2 separate regions of the Mus musculus genome follow, and region 1 is linked to region 2. Evidence: chromatin loops called from intact Hi-C (ENCODE). Cell type or tissue: left cerebral cortex. All regions are shown on one strand.

Region 1 (8,000 bases), 61 kb after region 2:
CCAGGGGCTCCCATCCCCAAAGAACAAGGAAAACCGGTTTCCAAGGCTCTCCTGGGGATGCCTTGTGGGGCCTTAAGATTCCACACTTCTGAGTTTGTTCCAGCCCTGTAAGTTAACGTAGTTCTGTTTCTTTTAATTGTATTTTGGCTCTCACTCAAACTCTAGAAAGTTGTTGAGGAGCAGGGCAGGGATGGGGGGTAACCTCGCTGATAAAGCACCCACTGGACATGCCTGAGACCATTCTTGATTTAGAAAACATGGCCTTCTCTGTGGAGTCCAGTGCAAGCCAGCCACCCCGTTTCAGAGTCATCACTGGCATCTGAAACATGGAGCAGAAGACTTGTGCTCACATAACTCGCAGAAACACTTGTGGGCTCTCTGGCCACAAAATGGGCAGGGGCAGAAGTCCTTCCCATATGAGAGATGAGGAGGTGAGTGTGGAAGGCAGAGGTGGCCCTTCCAAAGTCCATTAGGACAGCGGGGCTGAAAATGTGTTGTCAGTGTCACCCCTGCAGTAGGAGCTGGGATGAGGGTTGTCCTCATCTTAACCCAGCCCAAAGCTCAACCTGCTTTCAAAGTTCGCTTTCTTGCTGACCAGAGCAGGTCACTAAAGGATCCAACCCACTCCACAGATGAAGAACAGAATTCACTACTATAGAGCGCCCTAGCTAGACAGGGGACAGCAGATTATTTTTGTTTCACTCTAATATACAGAAGGCTGTAATGATTGACATCTGGACAGAGGACCACGGCAACACTGAGACTCCAGAGGCCCTGCCTCCTGGGGAAGCACCAGGCTCCGAGCTCCCATCCTTCTGCTCCTACCCTGGATTGTTTTCTGGGGTTTCTCCCGCTCACCTGATGCTCAGATAGCAAAGGATGAACTTCTGGGATGGCCGTGGCTGCTGAGGAAGCAGGGCCTGGATCTTGCCCCAGCTTGCAAAGCCACTGGTGTGTAGCAGGTAATGGAAACGCAGTCACCTGGTTCTGGGACAGTTAGTTCACCTCTGGACAGTTTCCAGTGGGAAAGCAGCACGTGAGGAGAGCTAAAGAGATCTAAGACTGCAGTGCAAACACTAGTGATATGTGGGTGGCGGGCAAGGTGCCTTCTGAGTAGATTCCTTGGGACTGGAAAGGAAGAAAGGAAGGTCCCAGACTGGCTGGGCGGGGTGGGGGTAGGGATGGGGGGACACTGAGGGAAAGCTCTTGCCACTGAAATGTGCGCTGGGGAAGGAAAAACACAAGGAGAGCTCCTGTGTTAAGTTCTTGGCGTTTTAAAATAACAGCCTGTGTTGATCAATCCTCACTGTCAAGCAGAGTTGGGAACTGCCTAGGAGACAAAGCCCGGAGTGAGTGTCTATGAAGGCACCTTCAGAGAGGTTCACTGAGGAGGGAAGGCCCATCCTGAATGAGGGCTACACCATCCTATGATCTACATCAGTGGTTCTCATCCGTCGTAATGCTGCGACCCTTTCATACGGTTCCTCACGGTGTGATGACATCCCCCCACCAACCATACCATTACTTTCATTGCTACTGTTATGAATCCTAATGTGAATATCTATGTAATCCTAATGGTCTTAGGTGTCCCCCTGTGAAAGAGTTGTTTGAACACCCCCACCCCTGCCCCTGACTGAGAACCACTGACTTAGATGGAGGCCCAGAGTGAATGAAAAGACAAATAGGAGCCAAGTAGCAGTATGCATCTCCATGCTTCCTGACTCCCCACAGCTATGGGACTGGGTCCCCTCAAACCCTGAGCCAGAATAAACCCTTCCTTCTAGAAACTCCTCTTGCCAGGTGTCTTGTCACAACAAGGTGGGACTAACATACATCTCCACTGAGGAACAGCTTGCTCAGCACACACTTCACGTGTCCACCTATGGAGCCCAGTTGTCAGAGGTCCTCATGGTCATCACCACCATATGCTTTAGAACATGTTTGTCTCCCTCCTAAGAAATGTCATACCTGGGTCAGAAAGATGCCTTGATGATGATAATGATGCTTGGCCTATCAAGCCTGAGACCTGAGTTCAGTCCCACCAGGACTTACATGGGGGAGAGAGAATCGACTCTCACAAGTTCTCACAAGTTGTCCTGACCTCTGTATGTATGACAACAGTATGTTTCACACACGCGCACACACACACACACACACACACACACACACACACACACCAAATGAAATCTTACGACCAATTTCCCTCCGACCACCATCCCAGGTAACCATGCATGCCCATACTCTCTCTATGGAGCACCTTGCTCTGAAGATTTCATGGAAGCGGGATGACACAGCCTGCCATCTCCTATGATTGCTTCCTTTTCTTCGCATTGCTTTTAGCAGTGGACAAGGGTTCCGTTGTCCCCACATCCACCCCTATACTGCATCTGCCTGACATTCTCAGGGTCTTGGTGGGTATGGCAGGGCCCTTTATGGTGGTCTCAGATTACATGCCTCTCATGACAGGTGATTCTGGGAGGTCACGTGCTCATGGTCCTTTTATGAATTCTTTAAGAAATGGCTAACATTGATTATCAACTTGATGGGATCTAGAATCACCTAGAAAACAAAGGGAAGACCCACCCTAAATGTGGGGCCACCATTCCGTAGGCTAGGATTTTGGACTGAATAAGAGGGAGAGAGTAAGCTGAGCACCAGGATGTCCCCATCCCTTCCTGACTGTGTAGCAGTGTGACCAGACACCTCAGGCTCCTGGCGCCATCCTTTCTTCTTTTCTCCTTTTGTGAGAGCAATGAGAAAAGTACCAACAGAAGTACCTTGCCCGATGTTTTCTGTGAGAGTCTTTTGCTACTGCGCTGTAAGAGCTCTTTGCACATTCCAGATATAAGTCTAGAATGATCTTGCCTGCAGTCTGGCTCTTCTCTTCTCCCGCCTCTTTTCAAGTTCTTCCCAGTGTCCTTTGAAAGGCAACTGCATTATCTTGCGATGTTTGTTCTTTCTGAATCATATCTAAGAAGTCATGGTCTAACTCAAGGTCAAGACTTGCTCATTTAGCTCCTAGGAGTGTTCTAGTTTTAGCCACTATATGTAGGTTTTTGGTATATTTTGAGTTAATTCTTTTATACAGGATGAAATGGGAGTCCAACCTTATTCTTTTCTTTTCTTTGAACTTTGAACTTCTGATTCTCCTGCCTCTACCTCCCAAATGCTGACATTGCAGGGATACATCATCAAGACAGGTATGTGACGGGCTGAGGTTTGAACCCAGAGCCTTGTGCATGCTAGGCACTCACTCTACCAACTGAGCCATATCCCAAAGCCCGTTTTTTTCCTTTTTGAAGGATGGCAGTCAGACACTGTAGGCCAGGCTGGCCTAGAAGTCATGGCAAACCTCCTGTCTCAGCCTCCTGAGCAGCAGAAGTATAGACATGAGTCACCATGCCTGGCTTGTTACTACTTTTATAGTAGTGGAAAACCATGATAAAATTTCTTTTTTAAGATTTGCATTCCAATCCGACACAGTAATAATGGGAAGAAATTCAGGAACATCCACTGCCATGGTCAGCTGCGTCATAGGAGCCAAGAAAATTCCTAGGCGCAGTAACAGCAAAATGCAAAGGAAAGACGCACACAGAACAGCAGCAGAGAGCGACCAGGCACCCAGGTAGCTGCTGTCATCAGGAGTGTATCAGTGATGACACAGATTCTTTCATTTGCCTGGAATTTGGATAGGCCTTTCATGTACCTCTGCGGCCCAGCTGCTGGGAACTTCACAGAGAGTTTCTGGCAAAGAAGCCGGACTACTAGACCAAACAGGCGTGAGCCACATCTCGCCACACACATCCGGATTTCCTGGGAGGTGGCCAAAATCCAGATTGCTTTAAAAAGAAACCCAATGTTGCTGCTTAGAGTGTACAAAATTGCTGGATACTAGTCTGCCTCGCTGGCTCTTAATCCGTAGCCTTCCCCTTCCCAACCCCGGCACCAGCTAGACTTACAACAGACATCTCAAAACTGGATCAAAGCAGGAAGGAACACACACTTGGGTGACTGGCCAGGACACCCCTAAGCTGGACTCTGAGGTGGCCCTGCCCCTGTCCCTCCTTCCCCATCCCTAGGACCATAGTTTTAATGTTTGAAGCAGACTGCTACACTGAGCCTTGTGTGAATCAACCGAGAGGCATCGATGCGGAACCTAGGGACTAAATATTAAGCTGATGTGACAATGTACCTAATGATATCCAATACCACAGAGGAGGCCTGGGGCAAGGGTTCCCATACCACCTCCTGTCCCCAGGGAAGAATAAAAAGCCAGATGACATGGAGGAGACAGAGATGCATTTTTACCTAAGAAGATAGGGGCTAGCAGAAAGTTCCAGAAAGTCTGAGGGGGGTGGGGGGCTGAAAGCAGAGCTTTCACTGGGGATGACAACTCCCCACTCTTCCAAATCAGATCCCGGAAGCCCAGGGCAATGGAAGGCACTTCAAAAGAAGGGTTGGTAGATCAGTGGACATTGAGGCTTTGTCATTTTGGTTGTGAGTCCAGCCTTTAACTGCAGAGCCATCTCTCCAGGCTCGGCATAGTTTTTAAACTGTGTCTCCTCCTCCCTGCCACCATTTGCACAGTACTGTGGTTCATACTTGGGACCCAATGTTACGACAGTAATGTTATGGGGACCACTGTGAAGTAAAGGGAAGGATATTTCACTCATGAAATCCTTGTGACTCACCAGCGCAGGAAAAAACCTTTTCTATCCCACTTCTACTACCTCCATGGGATTCCTATGGAAGTTCTACCAGACCCCCACACAGCACTGTGACATGGCAAGAAGCAGATAAATAAGTCCCAAAGAACATTCATTCGTCCAGCGCCCAGACCCAAAGACCTTCCTGTTCCCTGAGTGGCACCTACACTACCCATGAAGCTGAACTCACCTGAGCAGCATCTACCCGTCTACCGGTGGCGGCACTCTAGCCAACTGAGCGAGTGTTTGGGAGACTCCGGAGTGTTTACTGCTTTCTGCTGCAGTGTTCTTCTGGGGAGGAAAACAGCTTGCAGCAGTCTGCAAGCCAAAGGTGGGTGGGGTGCAGAGAGGGAGAGAACACGTGTTTAAACTCTCCCATCTCTGAGAGGTCCTGAGCCCCACCAGAAAGAGGGGGAAGGGAGGGGAGACTTCCTGGCTGCCTGGGGCATGAGAGCTGTAATAGAAGTAGAAAAGTAGCAGGGAAGAGCGGGGAGAGGGAAGAGAGACTGGGTGCTGGTTTCATCCCTTGTCACGGTGGAAACTCAGTCTGTGAGGTCCTGAGCATACCACACTAGCATTTGCCAGCACAAGGACACACCACCAGCCCCAGTCTGAGGCTGTTAACCTGGCTGGCCAGCTGCCCAACAGCACAGCCCGTTCACACCCTGACCGGCTCCTGATAAGGGTCGACTCCAAGCTACGTGGAGATTTGTTTTGCTTAAATGGCCAAGTGGACAGAATTGGCACCAATTAGGGGTAGACGTGGAGGTAGGCAGACATTTTCAAATTTGGAGATGAGGGCTTGTCTCCCTAGGGATCCAGGCCGGCCCTGAAAAGGCCTGTGGGCTTCAAAAAGCCTGAAGCGGGCTGGGTCTGACCCCGTCCATCTCCTCCCGGGGTTAAAGCTTCTTTTGCCATTACTTGGGACACTGTGTTCTCATTACCGGTCACGATCACTACTCCTCTGGCCTACCTACTCCCAAGAAGGTCAAAGACTGCCAGGTGAGTGTCAGCCATGTTCCAACCCAGAGGCCTAAGGACCCCAAGGCATACAAGCTTTGGTTGTCTGTCACACGGACCCAGACATATACACAGAGCACACAAATGCATCAGATGTGTCCACAGACTCAAACTTCCATTTATTTCCAAATTACCCCTCATGCTTTGGCTAAACATACCATCTGTGTACCCACCCAGGCAACATAGAAAAGCCTCCAAAACACAGCAAAAAAAAAAAAAAAAAAAAAAAAAAAAAAATGTTCCCAGTGGCTGTTGCTTCAGATTCTGCGTTCGTGTAGCACGCATGCATGTGAGAGAGAGAAAGAGAAAGAGCACGCAGACAGACAGTGTGAAGTGTGAGAAGTCTCCTTACTCATTTGATTATAAAAGATTTCTGAGCCACCAGATGGTACAATGGGGGCTGGGACGCCTGGGTCATTATTCTCATTTCTTTGCACAAGGCTCCATTTCAGGGCCTGAAAGAGTGACATCCAAGAAGCTATTCCACAATTCCACCAAGACAATGGCTGGGCGACTTTAGGAACTTGGCTTGCCTTTGCACCGCTGAGCAGATGTGTACCTTTTCTCACTTCCTAAATAAACAGGCTCTGTGCCAATCCAAGGTATTTGGGTTCCCTTACTGTCAAATGGCCTGCCCAGGTGGGGCCTGAGATCCAGGCTCTGTTATATAATTAGTCCTGGCTCAGCCTTAACCACCACCACTCCCTGACAGACAGCTTAGCTGGTCCCAAGATGGCTGTGCTAGAGTCAACATCCAAGGCGATGTCCCCTGGTGCTGTGTGCAGGAACAGGAGCCTGGGAGATCAAAGCCTCAGGGCGGTGAGTTCACTGTGGTACTTAATCATTCACGTGGCTTTGCTGCCTGGTTTGTGGTTGGTTTAGCTTGCAATGGGGGAAGCTTCAGGCCTGGTTTCCACACAGCTCAACTGGTTATAAAACAACAGATTCTAAGCTCCATGTAGGTTTCTCCAAGGAAGATATGCCACGCAGGATGCTCCATACAGACGCTCCTCGTGGAGTGCCTACAGGATACCACACAGCCTCCCTCTGGAGAGGCAGCTCAGTGTCCCCATAAGCAGAGCAGTGCAGATCTCCAAGAGGACCATGGGGGTGGGGGTGGGGAGAGCCTTGCACAGGAGCCATGTACTGAGGAAAAGCATAGCCTGCCTTCACATAGACCCGTCTTCCTCCTGTTCTCCCTCCCCTCTCTCAGCACACCCCACCAAGGAGTAGCAGGAGGGTTTTAGATGTCACTAGATAAGCATCTAAAAGTCCCCTTTGCAAGAACTGGGTTTACTTCTATCCTTCAACTTTAGATCAAGGCAGCTCCAGCTGGGCCCTACAAGCCCAGCACTGGACATATGCAATCCAGTGTCCGTGGCCCAAGACAGCGAAAGCTCCAGAGCCCACTGTCCACCCTGGGGCAGGTAATGAATGGTACTGTCGGTTCTTCACATGTCGGTCTGAGTTGCCACCAGGTCGCTCTGTCCCTGGAAGAAAGCTGAGACAGGATGGTGGTCTTTTTTAGCCAAAGTGTGTGTTATAGGGACAGGGTGGGCCTCTGTGTGCAGCTAGTGTGGGTAAGGGAGCCACTGTCAGGGAAGGCACAAAAGGCAGGGGAGGGACAAACAATATCGAAAGGGACCAACATTCCCCTTCTTTTTAAACTGTTGACCTGATAAGCTAGAGCAACGGCCCAGCAGTTACGAGCACTGGCTGTTCCTGCAGAGGCCCCCATTCGGGTTCCCAGAACCCACACGGGGCAGCTGCCTGGAACTCCAGTTCCAAGGGATCTTATGTCTTTTTCTGGCCTCTGAGGGCACTGCACTCATACACATATACCCATACGTACATATACATAGTTTGAAATTAAAATAGGGCTGGAGAGATGGCTCAGCAGTTAGAAGCACTCACTGTACTTGCAGAGGTCCCTGTTTTGATTCCTGGTGCCTTCAGCTGGCAGCTCACAAACGCCTGTGACTCCAGTTCGGGAGGAATCTGACCTTCTGGCCTCTGCAGACACCTATGCTCACAAATGCATACCCACACACAGACAGGCACATAATTAAAATAATAAAACAAATCTTAAAACTCCAGTTCCTTTTTTAGGAAAGAAAATGTCCTCCTTTCTCCCTCCCCCTCTACTCCCTCTCCCTCCTGTTCCTCCTCCCCTCCCTCCTCCTCCTCCTGCTCTCCTCTGGTTCTTCTCTCCTTCCCTTCTTCCCCTCCCTTTCTCATCTCCTTTCCCTCCCTCCCCTTCTCTCTCTCCCTCCC
Region 2 (8,000 bases):
GTACTCTCAAATCCTGGGTATCTTTGGGTTCCCCATTTAAGAAGACTCCCTGGGCTGGAGAGATGGCTCAGTGGTTAAGAGCACTGACTGTTCTTCTGAAGGTCTTGAGTTCAAGTCCCAGCCAACCTCATGGTGGCTCACAACCAACTGTAATGAGATGTGATGCACTCTTCTGGGGTGTCTGAAGACAGCTACAGTGTACTTACATATAAAAAATAAATCAATCTTGAAAGAGAGAGAGAGAGAGAGAGAGAGAGAGAGAGAGAGACTGTGCAGACACATCCATCCATTCTCTTACTCTCCATTATTTGAATATGTGAACCTGAACTTGCTGGGTGACATTAGCCAAGGCACATGCCCTGTTTGGCCCTGAGGGACCGTTTCTGTCCAAAATCTAAAACACCTTCTAGCCAACAGCACCTTTCTCCTTGAGGTGAGGTGGGAGCAAAGACAATGTCTGGCCAATCTCAGAGTCTCCAGTGCTCACCAGGACAGGTGCTCAGTGGGTGCTTCCTGAACATCTTCAGACTGCTCTCTCTGAAGCTCAACCTATAGGTTCTGTGACTTTAAGCAGGAGGGCCAATGGCCTTGCTGTGTGTGGAGCCCACTGAGTGGGGAAAGGCTGGCATGGACTCCTCTCTGACTAAATTCTCAGCTGTTCCATACATTCAAGATCTTTCTCCATATCTACCCCTTCCCCTGCTTCATCCCCACGCTCATTGGAGAGGTTCAGGTTTCTTCATGCTTCTGCCTCAGCGTTGTCTGTGTGGCCTATGACTGCCTACCAGTCTAGCCCAGCACAGCGCAGTGCAGACCACCTTCCACTCCCTTCTTTTTTGAAACAGGTTTTCTATGTTCCAATGTAGCCCTGGCTGTCCTGGAACTCACTCTGTAGACCAGGTTGGCCTCAAACTCACAGAGATCCATCTGCCTTTGTCTCCTCAGTGCTGGAACCAAAAGTGTATGCTGCCTGGTCAACATTTTCTTTTTAAAAATTGATCAATTAGCTGTGTGCATTGAGTATGTGCAGTAATATGTATGTATGTGTATGTATGTGTAGGCATGTGTTCTTCTCAGAGGGAAGCAGAGGGCCATCTGTGTGACACTGTATATTCAGAGCCTGTGGTTCTGATCAGCTGAGACTGAAGAACCAGCTATGATTAACAAGAGACTAGCACCACTGAAGCAAACATTTGCTTTGTGAGACAATATTGGTCATTTGGGGTAGAGAAATCAGTTGTGACTTAGGAGAGAGCAGCATCATTGAGCGAGGTGACTTCCTCTGGGAAGCCCTTCTCCAGGGTCAAGCATGCAGCAGCTGGACTCCAGACAGGGGCAAGGCTGCATCTCAGGCTGGCAGCTGAACTTGGTTATGTGTTTCCCATAGTGTAGTGGTTTTGGCAGCATGAAAGCTGCAGAGTCAGGGGTGTCATAAGGAGAAACTGAGGTTTGGCACCATATAGCAGGGTCAGAGTCCCTGAAGCAAGGCCAGGAGGCCATTGGAAAAGGTGCAGCCTCATTGGAGTCATCTGGGAACCCCAGTTGAGAAAAGCCTTGGCAGGTGGATCTCCTTGAGTCTGAGGCCAGCTCATCTACATATTGACCTTTAAACCATCCAAACCTGTATGAAAGCCTGTCTCAAAAAATAAAAAATAAAATCCAAAACCAAGCACACAAACTCCAGAGAAAATGCCTCCATCAGACTGGCATGTAGGCAAGTCTGTGAGGGCATTCTCTTGATTAATGACTGATGTGGGTAGTGCCATCTCTTGGCTGTGTAAGAAAGCAAGCCAGGATGGTGAGACGGCTCAGCAATTAAGAGAACATACTGATCTTGCTTGAGTTCCTGCCCTCACTGTTGCTGAACTGTTCTATCAACTGCGAGTGAAATAAGACACTTCTTCCCCAAATTGCTATTGTTCCTGGTGTCTCATCACAGCACCAGGAACCTTAACTAAGACATGGGGGACATGGGAATCGGGAGATACATATTGGTTCCTGATGACTTCTGGGTACAAGAGGTAAACATCTTCATGATGGAAGCACTTTTAGGGACCAGACATAGGCATGATCACAGAAGAGGATAATGAGAGCCCAGGTCTTCCCCCTCACTGCTGCTGCTGCTGACCCTACTCCTTTCTCTTGAAGTTGGCTTTCCTGCTACCTTGCTGATTAAACCACAGAAGGAGTGGGGAGGGAGGCAGCGTGTCACAGTCAGACCTGCCAAGAACAGTCATCCTATATTTTCACAAGGCTTTCTTGGCATTAGGCAGATATTGTAGAACAGGCATAGAATGTATTTAGACATAGTGGCAGTTAGAAGAGGGACCCACTTCTGCTCAGGATTCACCATGAACAGGGTGAATGCTGCAACACAGGAAACTCACAGACCTTGGTTTATTTGATCATTTTAATATGCCAGACCAATCGACAGGAAGGACAGAGCACACAGAAACACCTGCATTTACAGGACGGAGGCAGATGTCCACAGCCCTGGGCATGCATGTATCTCCTGTGGAATCAGGCAAATCATGAATGCATAAATATCACAGCACAGCCAGACTTGGGGGTGGGGGGAATCACAGGCCACAGGGGACCATGCTTCAAAGGCAGTCAGAGGCATTAAATACAGGGGCTGAACATTATAGTCCATCTCACCGTACATATAACTCATATATTAAAAGTAAGGATACCACGGTATATACATGCAAGCGGCTTTGGTCAGAGAAAATGAACAAGGGAGGTGGAGCCATGCACAGGAAGGGCTTGCCTGTCTACTCTCCATCTTTTTCATCCTCACAAAGTCATCTGGGATCATAGAATAAATTAGCTGGTCTTGGTAAGATACTGAAAAGTCCTGTCTGGTGTCCTTAAGGGCCGCCAGGCCCTCTGTGGGCAGGAAGGAGCCCTACAGCCGAGAACACTTGAACCATTGGAAGGAGCCAGCCTGAACTGGAGGAGGAGGAAGCCACAGTTGGCCAGGTCAGGAGGGTGCGATTGCTGCCTGGACCCAGGTCCTGGGAGAGCAGGAGAGATCACGGAGGAATCCACTTTTACAAGCAAAGCTGAACATGGCAGGCCAAGCCTGTGTTTCTCACAAATGTCCAAAAGCCCATTCCCCTCAGAACTGGCTAGCACTGCTGGGATCACACTGCAGCAACCGGACAATGGATGGGTCGCTCTTGGCACCTTTGATGAATTCTTCCAGGGACAGTTTGCCTGAGGGATGGAAGCGGGAGATGTAGGATTAGTCAGTGCTCTGCTTAAAGTCTGGAGCCCTCTGGAAAATGGACAATGTCCAGTCTTTTCTCTCTCTCTCTCTCTCTCTCTCTCTCTCTCTCTCTCACTCTCTCTCTCTCTCACTCTCTCTCTCTCTCTCTCACTCTCCTCCTGTCACATACACACATGCCATGTTGAGGCACACATGTGGTCAGAGGACAACTTGTAAGAGCAGGTTTTCCTTTCAAGGTGTAGGTCGTGGGGATGGAGCAAAAGTCATGAGGTTTGGTAATGAACTCTATGGCATGAAGTAAGCTGCTAGCCACACTTAGAGACCTGGAGAGCCACCACGATCTGGGGCAGCTGGGGAGACAGGACAAATTATGGCTGCAGGTCAAATTACATTTCTGTTACTGTGATAAAAATCCCCTAACTAAAAGCAACTTAAGGCAGGAAGTTTTCTTTGGTTTCCTTCTAGGTTACAGTTCATCACTTCAGGAAGTCAAGGCTTTAAAACCTCACAGGGCAGAGAGAATAGAGGTATGAGCACCTGGCTCATAATGATACTCTGCACTTTTTTCTGATACTCTTCTTTTCCCTTTATTACACTGTTCAGGCCCCCTGTCTAGAGAATAGTAATGGGGTTTCCCACATCAATTAACCAACAACACAACCCCCAACAGGCATACTCATAGGCTACCATGATCTAGATTGATGGTTCTCAGCCTTCCTAATGCTGTGACCCTTTAATGCAGTTCCTTGTGTTGTAGTGACCCTCAACCAAAAGATTATTTTCACTGTTACTTCATAACTGTGATTACACTATTGTTATGAATCTGAATCTGAATATTAGTGTTTTCTGTTGGGCTTATGCCACCTCTGGGAAAAGTTCATTTGATTCCCCAAAGGGGTTGGAACCCATAGGTTGAGAACCACTGATTTAGATAATTCTTCATTAAGATTCTTCTGAGCTGAGCAGTGGTGGCACACATCTTTAATCCCAGTACTCAGGAGGCAGACTGGTGGATCTCTGAGTTTGAAGCCAACATGGTCTAAACAGCAAGTTCCAGGACAGCCAGGGCTACACAGGGAAACCTTGTCTCTAAAAAACAAACCAACAAGCAAAAAAGACTCCTCTAGTGCTGGGAGATGGCTCAGCAGTTAAGAGCAGTTGCTGCTTTTGCAGAGGGTCCTGGATAAAGTTCCCAGCATCCATAGGGTGGTTCCCAATCATTTGTAACTCCAGTTCCAGGGCGACCCAGTGCCCTTTCCTGGCCTCTAATGTCTTACACAAACATGCATTCAGGCAAACCCTCATGTAGAAAATAAATACTAAATCTTAATGACTTCTGAGGTGATTCTAAACTGAGTCAAGTTGACAGTTAAAACTATCACAGCGCCCCCTAGTGTAGACTCTTGCCAGCTTCAGATGTTGAGAGCTATCCACCTTTGCTGTCCTATTCTAGTCCTATTCTGTACCAGTTTCTCTGAAAGCCCTGACTTCTCATCTCTTGAGTGCTAGCAAGTGGCCCATGGCTTACAGGAAAGATTATGTGCTCAGTGGCCTCCATAGCCAGACACAAACAATTGGACAAGTGCACAGTGGGGACACGGTCTCCATTTTGAAACTGGTGAAGGTCCTGACTTTGACAATCAGAAACAATGGCCTTCCATGTTAAGTGTCCCACCAGCATAGTGCTACTTTAGCCTCACACCCACTCAAGTGGGCTTATCCCCATTTCACGGAGAAGAAAGACAGGCCTGGGAAGTGGGCAAGCCTCAGTTTGGTCTGTTGGAACACAAGCCTCCATGTCACGGTACACAAGAGAGTAAAGAACACTTTAGAAAATGGCTGAAAGGCAGCACCAGGCAAGAGGCTGCATTACTTTGTGTGTGGACATGTTTTGAAAAGCATTTCCTTGATGTCTGGAAAGCTTTTGCTGTCTACAGTTCCACGGGAGCCTTGAGTCCCGCTGAGCCCTGTCCTCAGCTCACCTGCACAGAGCACTGGAGGCTGTTCACTGCTCTTTCCTGTGCATTTGCGTACATTTAATTTCAGCGCAACCCGGGGAGCCTTTTCTTGCCTAAATGCTGCATTTCGTGTTGGAACAAAAGCCAATCACTCTTGGCTCTACAAAGTCACGGACGGGCAGGATCAACTCACCGTGCAGCTACCTCACCCTTGCTGAGGTCCTGTGAGAAACTCAGCCAAGGCACAGGAGGACACAGGGCATGTCCTGGTGACCTCTCACCACCTTGCCTCCTCCTGAGACCTGCTGTTTTGCAGCTGTGGTAGGACCTCACAGTCCTAGATACGATGACCACAGGCAGATGAGGCTTCTATGCTTGATGAACCCCATGAGCATCCGAGGTGCCTCACATCCCAGGATGATGGCCTGGGCGGCCTCTCAGAATCCCAAGACTCAAAGCCCCTTGATTCACAGTGTCTCACCTCTCAGCCACCAGTACACCTGCTTCCCCTTCCCATATATACTTGTAGAAATAGTAAGACCACTCCTTCTGTCAACATGTGCTAATGTTATGTCAGCTTGACAGAAGCTTTAGTTATCAGGGAGGAGGAAGCCTCACTTGAGAAAATGTCTCTATAAAATGTCTGCAGGAAAACCTATAGGGCATATTCATTCATTCATTCTCTCTCTCTCTCTCTCTCTCTCTCTCTCTCCATCCCCCCTTTTTTGTTTTGTTATGTTTTTTTAATCAGGGTTCCTCTATGTAACAGCCCTGACTGTCCTAGAACTCACTTTTTAGACCAGGTTAGCCTTGAACTCACAGAAAGCCTCCTGTCTCCTATGAGCTGGGATTAAAGACAAGTGCCACCATGTCTGACCAGAAGGCATTTTCTTAACTAGTGATTGATGGAGGAGGGCCCAGCCCATTGTAGGTGGTACAACCCTGGGCTAGTGATCCTGAGTTCTATAAGAAAGCAGGCTGAGCAAGCCATGGGGAGCAAGCCAGTAAGCAGCAACCCTTTCATGGTCTCTGTATCAGCTCCTGCCTTCAGGTTGCTGCCCTGTTTGAGTCCAACCCTCACTGCTTTTGATGATGAACTGTTATGTGGAAACTGTGAATGAATAAACCCTTTTCTCCCCAAGTTGCTTGTGGCCATGGTGTGTCATCAGAGCAATGGAAACCCTAACTCAGACAGACAACACGGATGAAGACTACAGCTCAGAGGGTCTACTGACATGCCCATGGTTATAAAGCCATTGGAAGGGTTCAGATTGCAGGCTAGGTGCCCCTAACCCTGAATTCTAGTCTCCCTCCCTTCAGGAGAGCTGAATCAAGTGGGCTGGAAAGGGGCAGTGCTGCATAGGGCACAGGGTGTTGTGTGTCATCAACAGTTTCACAGGTACATCTGCTCCCTTCTCCCCACCCCCATCCCCTCTCCTAACCCCTCCTCCCACCCCACCTGCTCACTCCTGACATGTTTCCTACCATCATTGTTTGTGTCCATCTGTCTGAAGATCTTGTCTGTTCGCTTTTCGGGCGTGGACTCGTCCTCAGGCATCTTCATCACGGAGGACACCATCTTGTAGATGGCCTGCAAAGGGGCATCTGTGAGTGTGCTCTGGAGGATGGAGGGTGAGTTATGGTCCTCGCTCAGCTAACCAAGGAGCATGGACAGGGCAGAGTCAGGACCCTTCTCTCATCAGAACAAGTCTCACAGACAAGGTGCTGGGCAAAGGGAGCCAGGAAAGGTTAAGTGACGTTCAAGAGAACAGGATACAGCTGGGGCGTAGAAGAATGGAGGGTTCCTGAGCTGGGAGAGTGGGGGTGGTGGGGAGAGCATAGCTCTGTCTGAAAAAGGATCTTTGGTGGGGAGCTGGGGAAGCCCAGAGGGAAGGTCAAAGGGGAAATACAGTGAGCCCTGCCCACCCCATGGGTCCTGAATCTGCAGAGGACAACTTGTGGACCCTGGTTCTCTTTTCCTACCATGTGGGTCTTAGGGATCGAACCCAGGCTGCCAGGCTTGGTAGCATTCACCTTTACCCACAGAGTCAGCTCACTGGACCAAATACAGAGATGGTTTAGAGCATGGAGCAGGAAGGATGCAGGGTGCACATAAGCATCGCTCCTGTGAAGAACTGACTGCTGACTCATCCTTTACTGTGTCGTTCTATAGGAAGCCCTATAGACGGCTAATGTGTGTATGTTATACACATGTGTGCAGATGAACACCTACCCTTGCAGAGGCCAAACAGCAATACCGGTGTTCACAATCTTCCCTTTTCTCTCTCTCACTGAACCCGGCTGGGGCTTACCATTTTAGCTAGGCTGCCACAAGACCACAAGGCCACAAGACCTGTTTCATAGAATTGTGTGAATAAACCTTACAGATGAGCTCAGCTGGGGCCTGATGTCCAGCAAGCAATCAATAGATGCTTGGCTTTTATTGTTACTCTCTGCAAAGACCTCCACTCCTGTACACCAGCAAGTGGGCCAAGGAATGACCTGGTTTATGGGGTCCGGGATGGGGGTCCTGGATCCCTGCGCTCTCTGTGTACCCCACACTCCTGGCCCTGCCAAGTGCCGGTACCTGCACTATCTCCAGCATTTCACTGCGGCTGATGTAGCCATTGCCGTCCAGGTCGTACATGCTAAAGGCCCACTTGAGCTTCTGTTCCAGCTTGCCCCGAGAGGTCACACTCAGAGCAATGATGAACTCCCGGAAGTCGATGGTGCCATCGCTGTTGGTGTCGAAGGTGCGGAAGACGTGTTCAGCGAACTTGGAGGCATCGCCGTAGGGGAAGAAGTTGGCG

Evidence for each region. A loop is a pair of places that touch in the nucleus more often than their neighbours do. Peaks named below come from ENCODE experiments on the same cell type or tissue, not always from the same donor. Only the 100,000 strongest peaks of a DNase experiment are listed, where the experiment ranks them.
Region 1: a loop joins it to region 2, with 2.2 times the contacts of the local background. A loop is called at or near these places in 6 of 42 quality-filtered maps.

The regions. Positions count from the first base shown.
Region 1 is chr12:17,725,205-17,733,204 of GRCm38, reverse strand. All of the region lies in intron 1 of Hpcal1 (hippocalcin-like 1), which reads right to left. Gm51995 (a long non-coding RNA gene) reads left to right here. Exons shown (of 3, transcript XR_003950241.1): 2 at 1-962; 3 at 1,318-4,725. Among named protein-coding and RNA genes, the nearest start is that of Gm51995, 8.1 kb to the left of the region's middle. In left cerebral cortex, no CTCF peak of the experiment used is centred here; DNase peaks (open chromatin) are centred at 3,809, 5,075 and 6,115.
Region 2 is chr12:17,786,326-17,794,325 of GRCm38, reverse strand. It overlaps Hpcal1 (hippocalcin-like 1), which reads right to left. Exons shown (of 5, transcript NM_001361645.1): 3 at 7,778-8,000; 4 at 6,676-6,781; 5 at 2,397-3,219. The coding sequence ends at 3,122. Among named protein-coding and RNA genes, the nearest start is that of Gm40312, 25 kb to the left of the region's middle. In left cerebral cortex, a CTCF peak has its summit at 4,604 (motif pointing left); a DNase peak (open chromatin) is centred at 2,201.